Linked DNA regions of Homo sapiens: all the other regions are linked to region 2. Evidence: chromatin loops called from intact Hi-C (ENCODE). Cell type or tissue: CD14-positive monocyte. All regions are shown on one strand.

Region 1 (2,500 bases), 49 kb before region 2:
TAAAATCCTACTCATTAGTCCAATTCTAGGTTTCAGATAAACACTCCAGTGCACACAATGATTTCCTTTTCAGAATGTGTCCTGCAGCTGTTGTAAACATCTCTCACTTTAGCATTCATTTACTCTCTAATTAGCTCATATTTTATAATTTTGTCTCCAGAGCTAGACTGGCCAACAGGTGGGCATTTTTTTTTTCTCTCTGGCACTCAGCTCAAGACCAGAGTTTTAATAAACACTTCCTGATACCTGAATAACGCAGAATTACACTTCTTGTGAAGCCAACCACAGTAAACCTTTGAGTAAAATCTGATGATAGAAATATAAATGATGTATAAACAATATAACAATTGTGATCATTACATAGTTGCATGCCACACCTTAAGAAAGGTTACACGGTAAAATTAAGAGGGAACATTTTCTGCCTCTTGGCCTCCTCTTTCAATGGACCAAGTAGTAGGACTGCAGTTCCCACCTCACCACAGTCTGGGCTGCAGACTGCCCTGTCTAGCCTGTGTCTGTTCAGTGATGCTGAGTGGGAGTAGAGGGTAGGAACTGAAACACTCTGTGGAGGTCACCAGCAGTGCCCATGGTCTTTAAACTTCAGTTCAGAGGAAGAAGGGCAGCAGGAGGATTTCCGTTGCTTTTAGAATGTAGTTTTTCTGCAGAGATGCTGCAATCATGCTCAAAGCTCTTGCCCAGCTAGGAAATGCTGAGCTTCTAGTCAGCTGCAAAGCAACACACTTCTTTTAATACTAATACACAAACTGACTTGAAATACTATTTTATATAAGTTTTTAAAACATATTTCATAGGGATGGGGATCTCGGTCTGTTGACTAGGCTGGGCTTGAGCTTCTGGACCCAAGTAATCCTCCTGTCCTGGCCTCCCAAAATGCTGGGACCACAGGTGTGAGCCACCATGCCTGGCCTAAATAAGTCTCACCATATGAATAAGCAAAGACTTACAGTTAATGTGCTGTGTTCAAGTTCCTGCATTAGGACAGTAGTGTGAAATTTATTTTCTTTAAAGGTCTAACAGAATTTTATCTGCAAAGAGTCTTATAAAGTGCCAGCTGTAAGCTGAAATATTTCCTTTTAGTTAGGCAGTCCTCTTCACAAATAATCTATCCCTATGTATCATCTGTCTATCTATCCATCCATCCATCCAGTCTGTTTCAGCCCAATATTAGCCATAATATGATCATAACTTTACCCAGGTCCATTCTTCAAAAAAGGGAAAAAGAGAAAAAAAAATCAGAGAAACGAGAACAAACCATAGTAGCAAGTAAATGGAAACTGTAGTGAAAGCATCCGTAATTCTGGAGGTGATAGTGCCGACTCCCTTTGTCCTTGTAAATGGGATGAGAACCCAGGGTGGCCTGCTTTACCTTGTTGGAGAGACTAAATTTGCTGCCTCTTGGTGACCCCTCCTGGCTACTACTCAGGGGAATTCTACATAGTACTTGTACTTTCTGAATCACATTCCCATAGTATCAGCCAGGATCCTGTATTTGAGAGAATGAGGAACTGGTGAAGTATTAGCATGTGTCTACACTTATTTCCTGTTAAACCGAAGTTTCTAAGCAGGGGGCCAGAGTGGGAAGTGAGGAAATACATGATACGGAGGAAAGCAAATATTTCTCCAGCTGAAAAAGTCAGGCGTTGTGGCTAAATTTACTCCATTGTCCTCAACAGAAGAAAGATTGTCAAATACGTTTCCAAATTCCTTGGCCTGGTATGCAAGACCATTTAAGAGTCAGATGCAACCTGACTTTTCTGCCTTCTCTCTTTTTTTCTCTCACACCAACTTTCTCCTACAACCAAACAAGCTTTGGTTGGCAGACCAAAGCTTGTTTGCTGAAACCTTTATGTCCTTCTTCAGACATTCCCACTCCTCTTCTGTGCCCGGCTGGTGGCATCCTATTTGGCATTTTTTGAAATCTTTCCAGATGGCCCTTATGTCCAGGGTGGGTTGAGAATCACTGACCTATCCGATGCTCACACCAAATCTGACTTCATCCCTGATGCCTGCCCACGCTACTCTGGGATGCCAGGTGTGTCTCTCTCCACCAAGCCCACTGTAGTTACATCAGTCCTTTGGCAAGTAAACATGAACTGCCTTATGTCATTTCATATTATCATCTTCTTTTATTCCTATTTAACACTTAGCCTATTCTTTCCCTTCCTTAAATGTCTGTGTGTCTTAATTCCCCAATTAGAGGCAGAAATTGTGAGAATTGAGTCCCACTGTGCCTTCCATTTAGTTAGGGGTCAATAAATATTTTTGATTGCCTGAAAGGGGCCAGAGGCACTAAAGCAAAGCCAAACCATTATTTTATCCATGACAGCCACAGATGAACTTTGTGGGAAAGTTGTGTGCCCTGTGGTACCATGGGGCAGGGCTCTCAGGGTCTGAGGCCTTGTGCCAGGTTAAATATATGCCAGCATCTGGAACATTTCAGTACATTTTCTCAATCAGTCTTAGCACAGATGAGCCAAGT
Region 2 (2,500 bases):
TTAAGTACTTAAAACACCAAGAGTTTGTGTCTATCTTTAGATACAGAAGGAAAGTAAAGCTAGAGGATGCAAGCTACGTCTCAGCCAGTTTGAGGAAAGAGAGGACCTGGTGACACAGTGAGTAAACGAGAGGAGAGACACACAAGCTAATAACCCCCAAGCCTTGCGGTGGTGAATCAAGAACATTGTTTTCTGGGGAAGAATTTTCATGATCTTCCCTATGGAATTTTTCATAATTCATTTCAACTCTATTTCCCATCATACCCTCTTTTTTTTTTTTTTCCGAGACAGAGTCTCACACACAGTGGCGCAATCTTGGCTCATTGTAAGCTCTGCCTCCTGGATTCACACCATTCTCCTGCCTCAGCCTCCCGAGTAGCTGGGACTACAGGCACCTGCCAACATGCCCAGCTAATTTTTTGTATTTTTCGTAGAGATGGGGTTTCACCATGTTAGCCTGGATGGTCTCGATCTCCTGACCTCATGATCCGCCCGCCTTGGCCTCCCAAAGTGCTAGGATTACAGGCATGAGCCACCGTGCCCGGCCTCCCATCTTACTCTTATTGGTGTTAAGTGCTTGGTGCTATGGGAAGTCAAGTCATTGACTGGGGCTAGTTAGAAGAGGGAAGAAGGGAAAATAAAGATATATGAGCATTGTATATTTACACATTGGGTATCATTACTGAAAAATTGCACAAACTCCAAGTTGCAACCGGCCAAATATTGCTCAAAGAGTAGGGAGTACTAAAATTTGAGGGCTGGTACTATAACTTGTTTTGCATTCTATTTGCAAAGCTAAACACCCTGCCTGGCACATAGTAGGTACTCAGTAAATAGTACAAATGAATAAATGAATGAATGGAATGGAATTGTCATGGGATTTGCAGTCATAAGATGTGGATACTAGCCTTGATGCACCCACTAACTAGATGTGTGACAAGCCACTTTACGTCTTCAGGACTGGCTTTTATTTTCTTTAAGAGAATTGAACCAAATATAGATATGGTACTTGAACATTCTACAATTTCCAGTGTGAATATACTTAGTTAAGACAAAGCTATTTGCACTCACTACTATGTACTGTAGACAAGATGGTGTGATATGTGCCAACATATAGTATGTCTAGGAGTTCAAGGAAGTCTAATTTGGGAAAAGTTTGTTCTGTCCTAAAAGAAACTGAGACCTAAATTTATCTAAGTGTCATCCTGTGATCAGCAATGCATTCAGCGGCACTTGCATAACCATTGCCTCCGGCAGGACTGCACCAAAATAGCAGAAGGAAAAGAAGGAAGAGGCAATGTCACACTTCTGCTAAGAAGAGAGTTATGGCAAGTACAAGTTGCTGAGAAAGAAGCAAACTGCTCATTTGGATGAAGGAAATTAATTCTTTGAAGCCATCAAAGATTCCTGCAGCTTTGAGAATAGTTTGGTAAGTGGATCTCAATCCCCAGAAAACTCTTTGGTAAAAGAACAAGTGCCCATCTTTTAGATCATGTGCTTAGCTTCAGGGCAGATATGTCCTGAAGGTCTTGTGTAAACAAAACACAAGTGAAATAATATTCAATTCAAAATGAGACAATAGTTACAGTGAAATAGAGAAATACAAAGTTGGTTTTTTTACTTATTATTATTTACTGACATCAAGTTGGTTTCATTAATATTTACTTAATATCTATCAGAAACAAATATTATTTTAAGTAAACAGTTTCTCTTAAGTTTTAGGCAAATTGCTCTATGATTTCACTAACTGAATACCATCCATCTTTAAGATGCTAAAACTATGTTACTTCTATCCATACAACTTTCAGTATTAAATATCCTTTATTGAAAATAATAAGCAAAAATCTTTAATACATGCACAAACACTGACTTGTTACAGTTTCTTTTACTCAGTTTATCCATTTCTTCTGGGCAGATTCTTTTGGTTTCTTGACAATACTGTGCACTGGTGAATCTAACTCTGCTGGAAGTGCTTAAGTGGTTTCAAATATGTTGGGACCAGACACATAACTTAATTGCCATCCTAATTTCCAAGGATCTTGCTTTCAAGGATACCTGGGATTTTTGCTCACTTCTGTGGAATGTGCCCTCACAATGACCTGTGATAAATAGTGCACGATTTTTAAAAAATGATCTAAAATGTGGGGTGTTTTTATAACTATTTCTCATTTCTTGGCTCAGGAAATATTATTCTTGCCTCCTATGGTCATCCTGTTATTCATCAGCAGATGCTACTGATCCAACAGCTTCCCAGCTAAGATGGAAGGATGAGTAAGTGGTTGGAGAAGCCATATTTTTGTCTTTTCTACACAAATTCACAGGGAGGAGTGTTTGCTTTCTCTTCCTCCCTTCAGGTGTGGGCTTCAATGTTTTGGGGCTGTCTCTGGAGAAGCCTGGGAAGTTAAAATGCCTTAAAAGCAAGATGTCCAAAAGCCATAGGGGATACATATTATCAACTGCAGGATGAAAAATGCTTTTGCAAACCTGCAGCAGTTAAGGA
Region 3 (2,500 bases), 92 kb after region 2:
CACACACACACACACACACACACCCACATATCCCTGTACATATACCAACACATTACAGTAGGTATCCTTGCTGGTGGTAGAATGAAAGAATCAAAAGGTGAAACAATGGAAGAAATAATGAGATAAAGCAGGAAAATAGTCTTCTAGCAAGACAGCATAGGAGTACAATTAAATCAATTTCTGTTTGGATTTGAGTTCCAAAAGAAAAAAAAGGAAATTAAAAAGAGGATGCTGGGTAAATTTATAAATTTCTAGGAGAAATAGAGAACCATGTGCTTGGTGGCTGTGTGACCTGGAAAAATACTCACAGTCTTGTCACAGACTGGTTCAGTGAGGAAGCTGCAGTAACTTCCTCTGAGCACTGGACACTTTAGCTTGCAGTGCCAATCCCGCTGGCACTGACTGTTGGATGCTGCCACCCAGACCTCTGCACTGTTGGCCCAAGAACTTTGTCTTCCTGCTTCAGAGAGAATCCTTTTCAGTTACTTACTACCTCCCAGTTCAGAGTCAGGGATGAGAGTTACCAGTTTAATGGTGCCCATGTCATGTGTCCATAAAAGAAATGGCAGATATCCACCATGGACCCCAAAACATTGAAGTCAAGTTTTCAAAAACAAGTAGACATTCAAACATGAAATGGATGCTGATTGAGTATTAGAATTAGAACAAGAAAAGGAGATGTCTTTTACTACCCTCTTTGCAGATGAAGTTAATGTGAATGATGATGAACAGACTTTCCTCAGAAGACTGTTTCTTCTTGTGATTTCCAGAGGGATATATTGATGTGGGGGATAAATATGAAATGAAGAGTGGGCTTGTGAACCTGTGCCATCACCAAACTTTGTTAAACACCATAATCGTTTGTGATTTAGTCTTAGGGATAAACAAAGTCATATTAAGGCATGCTTAGCTCCCTTCATAATATATCATGAAATAAGCATTTTAAAATTAAGTATAAACTGGCATTTCAATTTTGTCATACCAGCTACTGTGCCCATGTGTCCTGCAATGTATATAAATTATGTAATTTAGGAGTATGGGACCCCAATATAAAGAGATAAATGAAAGGGTACACTAGGAACATGGACAGGCAGGAAAGATGGTGAAAGAAACAAGTGTCGTGCAAGGATTTACCTAGAGAAAAGAAGGTGAAGGAGAAGAATAGTATTGGAAAAGGATAGTTTTAAAGTCTAATTGGAATTATCCAGTAGCTTATTGGACTTACATCTCACATTTTCTACCTTCTATTATTTTATAGCCACTATATAATTTTTATTCTCTCTGTAAAGGAGGCCTAGAAAAGAGAAAGATGTGACTCTCAAAATAATAAAATGTTTGCTATCGCTATAAAACTTTTTAATGGAATAGGAGATTTGATTTAAACATGATTTAAAATGGCTAGCAGCTTTTATTAAAATAAATTGTAAATTGTCCTAGTTCCTCATTGTCTTTTCCTCTTTTGTTCTTATGACATATTTAACTACTATTATTCTTCATAGAATGAGTCATAGATGAGTCATCTTCATTGAAATGAGAGTGTTCTGTGTCTTGGCATCTGTGTGTGTCTGTGTGTGTGCACATGCGCATGTGTGAAAACAAGTGTGTGTGTAAATCAGCCAGGGTCTTGGCAAAAACCAGAGTTCATTCATAGAACTCAAATGAAGAGACTTCAATAGTATAAGGGGAAGCAGGCTTAAGAGGACAAACAAGGCACAATTTGTCACTTAGACTAGTAACAATGAGAAGCAATTGTTTCTTTGGGAACAGAGGAGGACATAGAGTGACCAGATCCCAGTGGGAGTTGTGATTGGAAGGGACACAGCTGCCACCAGAGATAATAGTGCCAAGCAGAGAGAGGTCAGGAAAGAAATGTCCCAACATTTTTCTTCTTCTGCCTTCCAATCCCCTGCTGGCCCATCTGCTTGTCAAATCCAACTGGAAGTCAGCCATTAGGGAGTTCTCAAAGTGCAATTCATTAAGAGCAGCCTACTTAATACAGAGAGGGGAAGAAAAGAGTGGAGAATGGATCTAAGTGAGGAAATAGATAGAGACTGGCACATTCCATTGCTTTGTCCACAAAGCATCTATTCTTGCCCATTATTTAGAAGATGAAGATGTTGTCATTCCTAACACCAAGGAGACACAAAATCCCTACCAGATAGTGATGGAATGATGTCAGTCACACATTAACTTCAACTGGAACTTAAATTGTAGCATTCTCCCCCATCACACAAACCTCTCACACAAAGTATCAGGGAGAGGGGAGAAAAATAATCAATCAACACAAAATATGCATAATGACTACAGTTTCTAGAACTGTATCCTGTTATTAGACCAAGGCTTATCATCATATTTTTTTCTTCCATCATCCATTCAACATTTCCCTTATACTCTGCTTATATATTCCACTTAGGCAGAGGTCTTTATCAGGTAGGCAACAGATTTCATTTCTGAAAAATCTGTTATCATAGTCCTGTCTCTATTGAGTTGCTGCAATTTC

What was found. Hi-C counts contacts between places; a loop is a spot of excess contacts. Peaks named below come from ENCODE experiments on the same cell type or tissue, not always from the same donor. Only the 100,000 strongest peaks of a DNase experiment are listed, where the experiment ranks them.
Region 1: a loop joins it to region 2, with 2.1 times the contacts of the local background. A loop is called at or near these places in 7 of 110 quality-filtered maps.
Region 3: a loop joins it to region 2, with 2.0 times the contacts of the local background. A loop is called at or near these places in 2 of 110 quality-filtered maps.

The regions. Positions count from the first base shown.
Region 1 is chr12:29,206,348-29,208,847 of GRCh38, reverse strand. All of the region lies in intron 1 of FAR2 (fatty acyl-CoA reductase 2), which reads right to left. Among named protein-coding and RNA genes, the nearest start is that of FAR2, 58 kb to the right of the region's middle. In CD14-positive monocyte, no CTCF peak of the experiment used is centred here; DNase peaks (open chromatin) are centred at 587 and 1,507; H3K4me3 peaks cover 1,943 bases; H3K27ac peaks cover 2,500 bases.
Region 2 is chr12:29,157,304-29,159,803 of GRCh38, reverse strand. All of the region lies in intron 1 of FAR2 (fatty acyl-CoA reductase 2), which reads right to left. Among named protein-coding and RNA genes, the nearest start is that of FAR2, 9.3 kb to the right of the region's middle. In CD14-positive monocyte, no CTCF peak of the experiment used is centred here; DNase peaks (open chromatin) are centred at 3 and 1,243; H3K4me3 peaks cover 2,500 bases; H3K27ac peaks cover 2,500 bases.
Region 3 is chr12:29,065,470-29,067,969 of GRCh38, reverse strand. No RefSeq gene overlaps it. Among named protein-coding and RNA genes, the nearest start is that of FAR2, 83 kb to the left of the region's middle. In CD14-positive monocyte, no CTCF peak of the experiment used is centred here; DNase peaks (open chromatin) are centred at 339 and 1,559; H3K4me3 peaks cover 751 bases; H3K27ac peaks cover 2,500 bases.